2 separate regions of the Homo sapiens genome follow, and region 1 is linked to region 2. A link is an interaction called in ENCODE POLR2A ChIA-PET data of the cell type or tissue named here. Cell type or tissue: PC-9. All regions are shown on one strand. Each heading gives the region's core, and the rest is flanking DNA. Links, peaks and the distances in the headings are about the cores only. Region 1 has its middle 42 kb from the start of SDC1. Region 2 overlaps LAPTM4A-DT (LAPTM4A divergent transcript).

What was found. Peaks named below come from ENCODE experiments on the same cell type or tissue, not always from the same donor. Only the 100,000 strongest peaks of a DNase experiment are listed, where the experiment ranks them.
Region 1: POLR2A ChIA-PET joins it to region 2 with 10 read pairs; 4 of 35 experiments call an interaction of 5 or more read pairs at or near these places.

The regions. Positions count from the first base shown.
Region 1 is chr2:20,179,841-20,186,453 of GRCh38, forward strand. No RefSeq gene overlaps it. Among named protein-coding and RNA genes, the nearest start is that of SDC1, 42 kb to the right of the region's middle. In PC-9, for the core only: no CTCF peak of the experiment used is centred there; DNase peaks (open chromatin) are centred at 4,471, 4,881 and 5,961; H3K4me3 peaks cover 1,327 bases; H3K27ac peaks cover 3,312 bases.
Region 2 is chr2:20,090,069-20,098,328 of GRCh38, forward strand. All of the region lies in intron 2 of LAPTM4A-DT (LAPTM4A divergent transcript), which reads left to right. Among named protein-coding and RNA genes, the nearest start is that of LAPTM4A-DT, 42 kb to the left of the region's middle. RefSeq lists enhancers at 1,190-1,691, 1,692-2,191. In PC-9, for the core only: CTCF peaks have their summits at 3,749 (motif pointing left) and 3,949; a DNase peak (open chromatin) is centred at 3,753; H3K27ac peaks cover 2,004 bases.

The DNA of each region.
Region 1 (6,613 bases), core at 1,614-6,613, 90 kb after region 2:
GCGGGCAGGCCAGTGCAGGCCAGGCTGGGCACGGCGGGTGAGCTCACCCCTTGCACAATGGTGGCCGCACCCGCCGCCCGCACCCACCACCCGACTCAGGGGCTGGCCCAGTGGGGCAGGGCCAGGCGGGCTCCCAGAAGCAAGAGACATGAAGCTGGAGGGAAACAAGGGACAGCCTAGCCAGATGTGCAGATGTGACTACAATCACATTTGATGCCATCCTCCCACTCCAGCCCATGCAGACTCCAGCCCCTGTTGCCAGCCATCCATTGCTGGGATGAGACCAGCCTCAAGGGAGATGTTCCTCAAACAGTGTCACCTAAGCCTGTCCCAAGCTGCTCCTGCCACAGAGCATCAGACTCCAGACTGGACTAGAGGACGCAGGAGGACCCGCCCACCCAGGCCCATGACAGACAGGGAGCCACGCCTCAGGCCCCTCCTCCCCTTTCTCCATGAACCCTCTGAGCCTTGTGGAGCCCGGTCTCTGGCCCTGGCTGCTCGGGGAAGCACAGGCATGTGCCCATACCCACACCAGCCCCTGGGCCCCTCCCTGGGAGCATCCGGGGTCTCAAGCGCCAGAGCCTGCATGGTGGTGGTGGTGGAGAACTCACAGCTCATTCGGAGCCAAATCTGTCTCCAGATTCGCGGACGTTGCCACACCTGTCCACCCCAGCCTCGCCCGAGGCTTCGGCCTTTTATTTGCTTGTTGAGTGGAGCACTAAAGTCCTTTACCCTAAGTAAACCGTGTGTCCATTTCAGATCTGGCTTCACTGCCTCAAAAGCTAGGAGGACTGAAGAAGGTTGGGATGTACATCTGGGGTTCGGGGGACAGCACTATGTGTGGGGGTGGGGAGGGGGAAAGATAATTTTCTGTGAAGGTGGGAGGGGTGGAGGTGCCTTTACCCCACTCCCACTCCCCCTCCTCAGTGTTCCGAAAAGTCTGAACCCTGCTGGTCTGATGAGGGCTCCCAGCTGATCTGAGGGCTCAGTCAGCCTTGCCGGGTGCCCCTCCAAAAGAACCTAGGAGTCTGGGTGCCCAGGTCTGGGCCTGCCGGAGCTCCCTGGCCCCTCCTCACAGCCAAGAGACACTGTGATCCTCAGACTCTCTGAAGGCCCCTCAACAATCAAAAAAGGGTGGGCTCCCGCTTATTGAGAAGTTGTGCCTTTTTTTGTCCTAGATTCACCTGCCCAGCCTCAGGGACCCCAAGTTCTGGGTCATGTGCTTGGGACATCCTCACAGCCCGGCCTGAGAAGACCTGGGTATTCTGGCTCCCATGGTGCCCTCATTCTCTCAGGACACCTGAGGCCCTGGCCCTGAGGCCTGTCATGCGGCCTTCTTGCAGCATCGCTGTTTGTTTCCTGAGCTCCTGTCTGGGCTAAGCCCTGAGGAAGAAGAGAGTAGAGAGGATGCGCTTGCTGCCTCGGGGGCCTGCACCCTGGTTGGGGAGCCAGGCATGGATGCGGGCTGCATGGGCGCCAGCTACCATGATGGCTCCCTAGCAGCACCGTCTGTATACCACACTTTGTTCTGAGCAGGTCACATGTGTTTGTTTGTTTATTTATTTATTTATTTTGAGACAGAGTCTTGCTCCGTTGCCCAGGCTGGAGTGCAATGGTGCAATCTCAGCTCACTGCAACCTCCACCTCCCAGGTTCAAGCGATTCTCATGCATCAACCTCCTGAGTAGCTGGGATTACAGGCGCACGCCACCACGCCAGACTAATTTTTTGTATTTTTGTAGCAAAGGGGTTTTGCCATGTTGGCCAGGCTGGTCTCAAACTCCTGACCCCAGGTGATCTGTCTGCCTCTGCCTGCTGGGATTACAGGCATGAGCCAGTGTGCCTGGCCAATATGTGTTTAATTATTTATTACATGGGCTTCACAAGCCTGTGAAGCACATAGATCATTCCATGACCACCATTTTAAGGATGAGGGAAACGCTAAGGCATAGTGACAGTAAGCAACAGCCTAGGGATGTACAGCTAGTAGGTGGCAGAGCCCAGCTAAGACCCAGGCAGCGGGTCCAGCACCCATGCTGTCAGTCTCTATGAGATGCTACCTTTGGAGCAACATGCATCAGGAAGACAGGGCCAGGGGCAGCTTTCAGAGGGTGTAGACCAGATGGCGGCAGCGCTTGGCCCTGAGGTGTGATGGGATTTTGTGAAACAGAAGCAGCACAGGGCAACGCAGACAGAGGAAGCAGAAGCAGTATCTGCAAGCCTCGGAGGTGTTAATGACAATCACCCGAGGAAGGAGGTGGGGACAGGGGACTCCTGTACTTTCCCCCATACCCTTGCCTTGTTTGAATCTTCCATAATGTGCATATATTCATTAATTACAGGTGAAATTTAAACGCACAAAAAAATACAGTGAAGACTGAGTTGTGTGTCATAAAGCCATACAACTCAGCAGGAGTTGGCAAACCTTTCCTGTAAAGGGTCAGATAGTGAGTATTTGAAAATATTTTCAACTACTCAACTCTGCCACGGCAGCACAAAAGCGGCCATAGACAAAAGGCACACAAGCGGGCGGGGCTGTGTTCTAATAAAACTTTATTTATGGACATTAAAATGCCACATTTTCGCATGTCACAAAATATTCTTCTTTTGAAGTTTTCAATCGTTGAAAATGTAAAAAGCATTTTTCCCTCACAGACCGTACAAAAGCAGGCATGGAGGCAATACTGTGGCCTCTGGGCCATCGTTCGTACACACCTTCCCCAAAAGGCTCAGATAGGCGAGAGAGCAGGGAGGCTCCAGAGTTGGCTGGAGTCTAGTTGGCTGAGTCCAGTCACTCAGGTTGGCTGCAGCCCAGGAGTCCCAGGAGCGAGGAGCAGCAGGGCTGGGCCAAGAGTGGAGAGGGCTGAGGACAAACCCATAGGGCCTCGAAGGCCCCAGGAAGAGATGTTGTCACAGCTGACTCAGCCCCGTGCTCAGACTCCAGTGTTACCAGGTCCTGAATGTGAGACGCAGGCGTCTGCTTCTCCGAGCTTCAGTTACTTCAGCTGTAAAATGGGACACTGGCATTGACCTTGAAGGTCATGATGCATGGAAAGAGAGGGTTAGATCTTGTGAAAGGGGCTGAGGCTGGTGCCTATCCCGCACCAGAGACCCACGGGGGTGACGATGGTGTTTGCTGTTCATTCACACAATTGTTTTGGTTATTCTCAGGATGTTAAGCAGGCTCATGTCCAGGTATGTGTTTTAGAAATGTCTCCCTGGTGCTATGTGACGAATATGTCTGCATGTCTGTATGAACATCCTTCCTTCACCTTCCAGAACCTTCTCTCGGCTGCCCTGTACTAGGAAGACCAACCTGAGCAGACAGCATCCACAGGCTCCCTCACCCTCCTGTGGACAGACAACTCAGCTACTGGGGACCCCCAGAAGGAGATGAGGGGAGGGAGGAGAGCAGGGTTCTCCCTGACTCCCTCCTGCAGGCTGTGTGCAACCTGGATGCATCTTTTTGGAAAAGTCACAGCACTCTCCCAGCTCACCTCAGAGATTCAAGGGGGTCTCCCTGCCCCTTGCCCACATCTTTGTACACTCTTCTCAAATTACCCAAATTTGAATTCGACCTGCCTGATTGATAGAGGGCATAAGACTGGGTAAAGATACCAGCTAGGAGACTATTGCTATCATCTTGATGAAGGAAAATGAAGCAGTAAACCAGGACAGTGGTGATGAGGGTGAAGGAAGAGCTGGAACCAAGACATATGTAGACATTCAACAGGTGGAACCAGGAGCATTCCAGAGAGGGAGGAATCTCCAGGAGCAGTTGCATCTCTGGCTCAGGCAATGGAGGGGATGGAGATTCTGAGAGAGGATACCCAGGGGGAGAGGCTGGTGTTTGGGATGGAAATGATAACTTTGAGGCAGTGCCTGCAAACATCCAGGTGGATAAATGCACATGTATATCCAGCCTTCCTGAAGCTCTGATTTTCTACCATGTTTAGCCAGGATCCATCCAGTTCTCCCAGACAAGCCATGTCAGGAATGGCCTGGGAGCCATGGAGAGGGGTCAGTGAATAGATGGCTGCTGGCCTTGTCCTTCCCCTTCGGATGCAGGAACAAGGCTCTCAGATGCATGAACTCAGCCTAGAGTTCCTGGGTCTCCTGCTGCACCCACAGGAGAGGTCTGGGAGGACTCCATCCCTGGAGGTGCCAGCAGTTAAAGAAAGCCAGAGCTGCCAGCCAAAAAACACCTTTGCCCATCAGCCAGGAAAGCTGAACAGGCTGGAGTGCTTCCATAGGGGAGGCACTGGGCTTAGATCTTCCTTTAGCCATCCATTCCTTGGGGCTTTCAGGGGGCAGGAGGTCAGATCTATGCTTTCCTCGGAGGTGGGCCCTGGTGCTGGGGCGGGACCACAGGTGGCAGAGGGTGGGGGCTTAACTCCTCAGGCCTCACTGCTCATTCCTAGTTGGACTGACTTCTGATTACATTGTTGTTTCAGAAACAAGCACTCGATGGCATATTTCTCAATTGAGTCACTGCTCAGTTTGCCTTCTCCCAGGAAAGCAAACACTCTCTGGCTTCACCTCGGGCCATGGCTGTCATTGACCTTACTTACCTTGAAGGGCTCAGCACTGGGTTCCCAAGGCCCTTTTTAAGATCCAATTTCCCTGGTGCTTTGAGGAGGGTGGGGGACATCAGAAGACCCTCTTGCTGGGAACATCCACTTCCCGATGCCTCCTCCTTTGACGTCGTGAGCCACAGGCCACCAAGCAGGTTCTGCGGCAGCAACTCAGAAGAGCCCTCTGGAGTAGGAGAGCCTGGATCCCGGTGCCCAAGGTGGGCACAGCCTGCAAGCAGCTCTGCTTGGAGAAGTCCCGCTTCCTAGGGCTCATTCCGACTGTGCACATGACACTTTCGGGAGTAGGTCAAGAGCCCCAGGCGTCATTTGAACAGGAAGTTCTCGGGTCACATCAAATGTTCCATGTTGCCAACCCTCCATGTAACCCCTTTTCAGGAAGTCATCGGTCTCACTGGCAGGGTGGGGGAGGGCCTGTCATGAGTCCCGTCTCCAGTGTCCCTCTGTTCAGTGCATTTGGCGTAACCCCCAGCTGTATGCACTGGGCCCCCAGGGCTGCCTCCCCCTACGTCCCCCACAGCAGCCCAGCATGGGGAGAAAACATCCTAAAATCACCAGGGGCTCCAGGGAAAAGCCGAGAGGGGGCACGTGGCTGGTATGAGAGCCAGGAATGCCCATGTGTTCAGGATGGCGGAGGCAATGAGGAAAGAATGGCCCGATCTTCTCTCTGTTCCCTGCCTGTCAGTGTCATTCCCACTGGGTTCTAAATCCCCCTAGCATGTTCACAGGTAGCTCGCTGCACCCAGAGACCCCACCAGGCAGATAAACTTCTTTGTCCCACAGACAGAATTCCTCGACCTAGTCTTGCCTTCTTCCCCCTGCTGTCGTCCTCATCCCACTTCCAGCTGTGCCTGAAGAGAATCTGAGGGTCAGACTGGAGGGCGGGGAAGGAGAGGCCGAGCTGCCCCATTCACAGCGTTCAGGACTGTCTCTGCCCCAGGTTCCCTGACTCCTGGAAGTTTCTGGAGTCCTAGACAGGTCCTCTTGGCACTTTAGGAACCAGCTCAGGGCCTGCCTCTTCCTGGAAGCCCTTCCTGTGCGTGCTGATGGTCTTGGAATCAAAGCGCAGCTGCTGAGGAAGTAACTGGGAAAAGCAAAGGCCAGAACTGCAGGGTTGAGGAGGAGGAGACAGTGAGGAGAAGCCCACAGTTCATCTCCGGGGCTCCTCCAGGTGGCTGGCGGAGCGGCTGAGTGGCCCGAGGACTTCCTTTCCCAGGAGGCTGTGCCACAGACTTGGAGCTGTGGGGTGGGGTGGCGGGTAAGAGGGCAGGCTCTCTCCTGGGCAGCACAAAGGAAGCGTCCAGGGGGCCCAAGACAGCTGTCTCACTGTGCGGTCTGAGCACCCCCAGCCCGGGCATGTGAGCAGAGCTGACTAACTCTTGCAGGAAGTGGCCTCAAGCTGGGAGGGAATGGTTGGAAGGCCGACTGGGAAGCGGGGCTCAGAGGGTGCTCCCCAGCCTGGCCCCTGACTCATGAGAGCACACTGTGCCCTTTGAGGGTGGCCTGCTTTAGCCATCTCTGCGGGTGCTGCAGGGGAACAGGGAAATGAGGAACCAGCATCTGCCCACAGCCTCCCTTCTCCCACAGAGGCAGGCTCCAGGCCTCAGCTCCCACCCTTCCACCAACTCACCTCCCCGCCTCACCTGGTTTTCCTATTTTTTTTGTTCTCCAGGCTTTTCCCATGGGAAAATCCCACCCACCATTCCAGGCCAGCCAGAAAGCCTCTCCCTGACACCTGACCAAGTGTTCCCTGCTGGCTCACAGGTAGCCAAGCCCCAGAGGTCTGATATGTGACTTCCCGGCAGGATGCTGTGATCTCCAAGGGCAGGGTCCCTGGAGGGAGCCGGGGCTGTACAATGTTGGCCCTCAGCAGGGTCTCCAGGCAGGACTGCTTCCTCAGGCCAGTCCATGGTTCCTCCACCCTGGCTCCCACTCCCCATCCCCCCTGGCCTCAGGGAGCTGACAAGGCCAGAGGCCCCTGAATTCCTGCCCGAGGGCTCACCCCTGCCCTCGGTTTCACAG
Region 2 (8,260 bases), core at 1,684-6,683:
CAGCCTGTGTTTGACCTCTTGGTTATTTTCTGGGCATCTTCAAAAGGGGACCCCAAGAGTTCCCGAGCCCATTGGTCCACCACAGATGTCCTGGCACTCCTGGTATCCTCTCTTGGTCTGGCCTCCCCAGCCAGTGCCCATTGCTCTTCAAGTTTCCTGAAGGACTCTCGGTGATGTGATCACCTGAAAGCCGCCAAGGTCCACTCCCCATGGCCAGAGCAGTGATGGTGCTCTGCCTCCGTGTAAATGAGGAAGAAAAGTGCTATTCCTGATCCTGCCTCCCACCAAGTGCCTCATGAAAGCAGCCCCTCGGCTTCCTCCCTCTGTTCAGCCTGCACCCCCTCAAAGAAGCCCTCTCCGCCTGGGATGGCCTCCCCAAGCACACTGGAGCGCCAGCTCATGGAGGGCAACATGTCCATAGCTTGCTGACAGTATGCACTCACACAGTTCAGCTATTAATTTCAACGTGTTGATTAGGTGGTGTTTATAATATTTTTATTTTTTTAGAAACAGTTCTTTTACTTCCGAACAATGTAGTACAATTATCTGTGAGCATATCTGTGGTGTTTATGTATTTTCATTTTCCTGAAGAAAAAGCTTTCGAGAAGCCCTCATAACGGCCGGTGTGAAATGCCTGGGCAGTGACCGCCTCACCCCAGGAACAAGCCACGTGAAGGCCCAGGGTTGTCCCTCCTCCTCCTCCACACTTCGGAAGCTCTTTTCTTCCCTTCTTTCCACATTGTCCCTGCACATACACCCCTCGCCACCTCCTACCCCACACAAATTCCCAGCAGCTTTGGTGACAACTCAGACATTCCTCATTACACGGGTCTATACACAATCTTTTATGAGTTAATAACTACAGTTTCCCCCAAGGACAATGGTCACACTACATTTGTGGGACTCAAGGGCCCTTTTTGCTGAGGAAGGAAAGAAGCCAGGAAAAAAAGGAAGGAAGGAAGGAAAGAAGAAGGAAGGGAGAGAGACAAGGAAGGAAGAAAAGCAAAAAGAAGGATCTTCCCTAAAAGACAACTGAAGCCTCCACCTCTGGTGTCGGAAGCTGTTTGCAACCCCTTTCCCACTCAGGGAAGCGTTAAAGTTCTTAGGGGTCAGCTTGAGGTTGAGCCCGTTACACAGTGTGAGCACTCAGGTGTGAGCATGCAGGTGTGTTGTGTCAGCGTGTGTGTGAGGGTGATGTGTGTTCACACTGTCCAGGGCTAAAGGGGTTCAAAATACCCTTCTTATTCCATTTCCACCTCTTATGACCTTCAGAACCTTGAAGTTTTATCAGAGGAGTGCAATGGAAGCAGTTCCTCCTTCCATTGCAATCACCTTCTCTCATCTGTTGGGACCTTTAAGAAAAGGGTGGAGACTATTCCTGAGCCAATACTAAGGGATATTGCAAAAGGCAGAATGAAGCTGGGGACGTACAATGAGACCTCCTGGGAATGACTGCTGCGAGGAAGCAGCCTGAGCCAGATCTCTGGCAGGCGGTGTGAGGACCTCGTGATGGGGGCCTCATGATGGCCCTGACACAGCGGGGCCAGGCTTTTGAGTAGAAGGGACAGCTGCAGGGAGTTAGAGGTGCTGGCCCACGCAGGCAGAGGGGAGGAGTGCCAGCGATTATGTTGGCCTTTTTACACACTGATTTTTTTTTTTTCCCTGAAGGTAAGGATGGGGCAGAGAAGGTTCTCAAGCAATATTCTGAAATGAGCATGAATCGATGAATCATTTTCCAGAGCTTGGGGGCTTTCCAGGGACAGTGAGCCCCAGGAATCTGACACATGGACTCTTACCAAGAGAAATGGAATTCCTGAGTGGGGACTGCACAGGAAGCAGTAACGCTTTTCAGCATAAACTGTAGTCATCCTGGCCAGGGCTGCAGGCAAGTGAGGGAGCAGCTGCGCCCGGGGTCTAGCAAAGCCCTGGTTCCTCCAGTGAGACCCAAAGCATCTCCTGAAGGAAGGTCTCTTAAACGACCCTCAGAATCGGATTTCGCTCTGCATCGAGTTTTCTGAAACTTGAAGATCAAATGCTGAGGTTACAAATGCTTTCCATTATTTTCTTCATGGTTTTCTAGATTTTAAAACATTGCTCTAGCCAGGGTGTTTTCCCAGCCCCCACGTCCATGGCACCCCCAGTCTCTTCTCTGCACATCTGGATTTCCTACGGGGTTTCACTGGTGTCCAGGGCCGTCACCCAAAGGTGCCTGGCCTGGAGTAAGCAGAGGCTGGAACACAGCCTGAGCCTGGAACACAGCCTGAGCCCTGCTTGTCAAGTTCTGCTTCTGACCAGCGGAGGGGGGCCCAGACTGGGTGCCTATTTCTAATTCCTGGAAAGGTATGTGCCCGCCGAGGCCCAGCTGGTGTCCCCCTCTAGATGAAGTCACCTGCTGGGGCCACCACGACCCACCTGGGGCCCGCTGCCAGATCCCACCAGCCTCTGCCGCCTTTGCCCGGTGCCACTGCCACTGCCCCAGGTCACCACCATGATGATGAACCAGGCTCCCCATGAGGTGCCATAGCGGCACTATGTTGTCTGGGGTCTTCCAAGCCACGTTGTTACAGGAAAATGCTACACTTCCCAGATGGTTTCAAAGTGCAAGCTGCAATAACTCACAGAGCTTTGGTGAAGTCACTCATTCTATTTTAACTCAACTATGGAACTAACTCTACTGTTGAAGGCATGAGGGCGCCGGGCGGGGGAATGAACCAGAGTGGTGGCCATTCTGTGGGCCTTCCAACATTCCTCATCTTCGAGATTTGTCAGTAAGGGATTCTTACTGATTCAGACTTGGGTCTGGGTCCTCTTTGTGAAGATACACTTTGTGTCCTCAAATTTGAATGTTTTCCCAGAAAGCTCTTGTGTCCCCAAGACAGATTTCTGGTGGCCTCCCCATCACTGAGCCAGGCAGGCCCACACATGCCTGCCCCAGGCTTAGGGTGGGGCGTGCTCCATCAGAAAGAACAGGTCGATCTTCTTTCCTTCTTCCCTTCCTTCCAGGTTACACAGCGACATGCAAAGTCCTCCCCAGTATGGACCACATTGAAGCAGGTGTGAGGCAGACACCAGGGCTTCCCAGCCACCAGGCTTCTTTGGCCACTTTTTCGTCTTGTCCTGGTAGAAGGTGGCCATGAATCCAAGCACCCCTTCCAGCCTCACGAGATGAATTAATTAGCCTAAACTGTTTGTGGTAATTCCTTTCCCCTTGTGAGCAATTTGGCACTTTTTGGCACCCAGTCTCTGGTGTGACCTCGCCATCCTCATTGGCACAGCCACCCTGGGAACAAAAGCCATCCTCACGTGTCGCTGAGATCCCAGCCATGTGCACACTCAGCCCAGGTAGGCTGCAAGGGCAGAAGCCTCTGAGACCCACTGACTCTTAGCCTTAATTCTTCCAAATCAACTTTAATTTGCCCCAAATCCCCACACACCAGGACTGTGCCCAGGCTGTGGGGGTCTTACACAGCGTGAAAACTTCAGGAACTTCCTGCTGTCATCAGTTACTGGTCTTCCTATTTACCGTTTGGACAACCACAGACTGAAGGAATCTGAAATGGACCCGTCGGGTCAGTGGCTCTGAGCCACTGTGGGAATGTCTGGCAAGGCTGGAAGCCCTGGGGTCTAAGGTCCAGGGGGCCAAGGTGCACCTGGGCTGGCCTTTTGTTCACAGGCTTCCCTGTGATCTCCCTCCAGCCTGGGAGAAAAAAAAAAATCTCTCTTCCATGCTCCTCTCAAAGGCACCCCCTGCAGGACATCCACACGGTCTCTCTGGGAGCTTGGGCTTTTATTAAAGACACAGCAAGCCTGCCTTGCCAAAATCCCTCAGACAAGGCCATGCCAAGGGCTGGCGACCTCCTGGTAATGTGAGAAGACACCAGAAGAACACGTACTCCTTTTTCAATTAACTGTCCCCCCATCTTTCCGAGGAAATCTGACTCCTGTACCAAGCTTGCCTTCTAAACAGGTTGAGAGCCTAGAAGCCAAGGGACAGGGCTGTGAGGGGAAAGACTGGGCCCAGCCAGTGAGTGGGGGGCAGCCTGGGAGGAGCATGTTGGCAGCATGAGCCCAGCAGGGAAAGAAGGCCTCTGGCCTCTGTCCTGAATGGCAGGAGGAAGTCACCGTCGGCCACCCTCACAGCCCAGGGTTGGGGCTTCTGGAGTGACTGATATCACCCCACGTATGAATCTGGCCCTGATGCCAAGGACTGTGATTCAACAAGGCAACTGGGGCCATACACAGGGGTGCTGGGCCCTGTAGGAGACAGTGGCAAGGCCCTGCTCTCAGGCTCCTGGGTCCCAGTGGGGAGGCAGCCTCATGCATGGATCCTTAGCCCGTGAGGAGCAGGATGGCTGCAATAAGGAGGAGGAAGCCTGAACAGCTGATTCCTCCTTGGGCGGTGGGTGGGGTTGGCTCTGTGGGATCTGAGAAGGCTTCTTGGGAGAGGTTGGGTTTAAGTTAGGACCTTGAGACAGGCAGGAGGAAGCCATTCTAGAGAAAGGTGGCAGTTTCTGGGAGGGGTTTATAATTGAAGCTGGGGCATCAGGGGTATGTCAGAAGAAGGAGGGGCAGTGGAAAATAAGCTTGTAAAAACAGCTTGAGGCCAAACCACAAAGAACACTGAATGCCTGGGGAGGGGGAGTTTAGTTTGAATTTTTATTGTTTATGCATGGTCATAGTTTAAGGATCCCTGCCCCCAGTCTCAGATTTTGCCTTTTCCTGCTTCCCAAGCTTTCAGCTGGTTCTTTTAGTATTTACCTTCATAGCTGTAAATATTATGCTTAGATTACTATTTGATTTTTCTACTTATAATGTCATTCGTTGAGTTTCTGCTACAGAAGATGAGATGTTTATGTATAGTGAGAGCAGTATACATAAACATACTTCCTATCCCTTCAAATAGAGTTACATTATAATTTTAGTTCATTAATAGTTTGCATTACATTATTATTACTACATCAACAATACTCACAGCTGAATCATATAGTAGACCATGGTAACCTTTTGCTTGCTTATTTTGTACTTTTCCTGAAATTAATCATTACCTTGTTGTTTGCTTCTTTGTTTTAGTTTGTTTAAGTTTCTAAGTACTTATTACTAATGAAACCCCAAAGTTTTTGTCAAGTATAGACATCTCCTTTCAGGCTGTTCAGAAAGCCTGTGGTGTCCTACCAACTTCACCCTCCTGGGAAGCTCTTCTGAACCCTAGAGTCCTGTGCATAACCATTTGGGAAAATCCCTTCATCTCTCTCCTGGGTTAAGGTCCCCTTGCCTTCTTCCTCATTTCACCCCTATGTTTTGATAGAGCACATCCCCCAGTAGCTTTCTGAGAAAAGGTGCATTTGGGGCCGTGATACTTGAATACCTGGAAAAGTCTTTTCTACCCTTGCAGTTGATTGATAGGTTGGCTGGGTATAGGTTTTAGGTTAGAAATCATTTTCCTTTAGAATTTTGAAAACACTGCTCCATTGCTTTAAAAAATGTTGCAACTGAGAAACATAAAGCCAGCTTGATTTCTGTCTCCTTTGTATGTGATGGGATTTTTTTTTTCTGTTCTTCTGGGAGCTTTTACATCTTCTCTTTGTCCCCAGTGTTGTGAAATTTCACAATAACCGACCTTGCTGTAGGTCTCTTCATCCATTGTGCTGGAATGGGCCCTTTTAATGTGGAAACTTGTCCCTCTTGTCTGGGACATTTTCTTGAAATATTTCCTTGACAATTTCTCTGACAGTAGGTATTTTTTTCCACCCTTTGAATATAGATGGAAATACCATTTTCCCCAGAATGTAACCAGATCTTGTCGTTCTAGAATGTAGCCAGGGAAGCAAAGGCATCCAGCTAAGTTTGCCTGTGGTAGGAGTCAGAGCGTAAGCTTACTTTGGAAAGGGAGTTCTGCGGTCCACTTTCTGCCTCCGCTGAAGGCCTTCATGTCGATGAAGTGCCTGGGAGGTCCTAAGTCTCATCTTATTAGAGAAACTGCTCCTGAACAGCCTAAGATGTCACCCCATGCATCAGTTCATAGTCTCTTACTCTGCTTGATTTTACTTGCCACATCATAGGTGCTCAATGCTCATTGTTTGTCAAATTGAATTATTTGGGACACAATTTTCCCGTCTGTAAAATGAAGGTGCTGGACTAGAATTCTAAAAGTCCCAGTAGCTCCAATGTCCAACAACTATGCTTATGTCACTGTGTTGGAAAATGACTTATAAAAGGGAATGAAATAGTCTCTGTAAATATGTTTCTCTGCCCACATTTAATGAATTGTCTACCACAATGAGGGGGAGTCCTATTTGTGGGAGCCTGTGTCCATCCTACTGAGTCAGTGGTTGATGGGGGTGGGGTCCTGGCTGCTGAAGAGCCAACTGGGACCGCAGAGGCCCCTCTGAGAGCCCTCAGGCTGCCAGACACAAAGCCTGTACCACCTTCAGGATCTGAGCAAACTCAGTGAGGCTGGACCAGTGAGGAAAACGCCCTCCGTCTAGAAGAACAAGTTACTCCTTCCCCTTCTAGAGGCCCTGGGAGTTGTCCTAGGCTGTTCTTACCCTGGCCCCTTCCCACTTTAATCTAACCGATGACCAAGCCTCCTCCATCTGCTCCTAGGGTTTCTCACCCACCCACCCTCTGCCCTCCATTCTCATAGCCTACCTCAGATGGCTTTCATCATCTTTTATCTGGCCCCTGTCAACTGCCTCCTAACTCCCATCCCTCCACTTAGTTTGTGCTCTAAAACATTCTCCTGGCTAGGCCTGGTGGCTCACACCTGTAATCCTAGCACTTTGGGAGGCCACGGTGGGAGGATCTCTTGAGTCCAGGAGTTTGAGACCAACCTGGGCAATGTAGTAAGATCCCATCTCTATGAAACACTAAAAAAAATAGCCTGGCATGGTGGCACATGCCTACAGTTCCAGTTACTCAGGAGGCTGAGGTGGGAGGATGGCTTCAGCCCAGGGAGTTGAGGCTGCACTGAGCCATGATTGTGCCACTGCACTCCAGCCTGGGCAAGAGAGAGAGACTTTGTCTCAATCGATCAATCAATCAAACATTCTCACCAGTCACCAGATACACCCTTCCAAGGCACAAAACAGACTGTGCCCTTTCCCTGTCAAAAACCTTCCACTGCCCGGCTGGGCGCGGTGGATCACGCCTGTAATCCCAGCACTTTGGGAGGCCGAGGCGGGTGGATCACGAGGTCAGGAGATCGAGACCATCCTGGCTAACACGGTGAAACACTGTCTCTACTAAAAATACAAAAAAATTAGCTGGGCTTGGTGGCAGGCGCCTGTAGTCCCAGCTACTCAGGAGGCTGAGGTAGGAGAATGGCGTGAACCCGGGAGGTGGAGCTTGCAGTGAGCCGAGATCGCGCCACTGCACTCCAGCCTGGGCGACAGAGCCAGACTCTGTCTCAAAAAAAAAAAAAAAACAACAAAAAACAAAAAACAAACAAACAAAAAAAACACCTTCCACTGCCCCCGCCAATAGGAGAGAGAAAAGAATTCCATAAACACCCGTACTTCATACTTCAGTATCATGGCAGACAGCGCCCACCGCACGGTTGTGCCACCTGAGTCCCATAACAGCTCTCTGACCCAGGCAGAAGTCCCCTTTGAAAGATGAGAAGCTGTGGCTCCAGGGGACACATGACTGGCCTAAGGGCACTCAGGAGGCCTCCTGGAAGCTGGGTCCCTTACCTCCAGCCAGGGACCCTCCCAGTGCCCATCCCCTCCCCTAATTACCTCTAAAGACCCAGTCTGGTTACTTGCTATGAACCAGTCTCAGGCATTGGGAACCACAGGGATGGGCCAGAGACACACACAAACCAAGAAAACATCTTTGTGGTATCACAAAGCAAAGTGTGAGATGTCAGCCGGAACCAGGAGTGGCCAGCCTGGACGGTTGCCACTATGGAGGTCCCCGGAGTAAATGTCCGCCTACCCTCACTAGGACCCGTGGGAGGCCAGTGTTCCAGCGGCCACTTCAGGAGACACAGGGTCAAAGGGCTGATGTGTCTTTCTGTGATTCCGTCCTGAGGGGCCAGAGGGGTGTGACCAGGGAGTGCCTGCCCCAGCACATAGGATGCCCCAGTGTGGAGTCCTTAAATGAGCAGGCAGCACGTGTTTACTGGAACCCATATTGAGCCAGAGAAACACAAGAGAGGTAAAAATTATATCATTGTAAACAAGAAACCAAAGTTGCTTTTCGTTAATGAGGTGAATAAAACTGACATTTGCATCAGTCATCTTGCATCCAGCACAAGAAA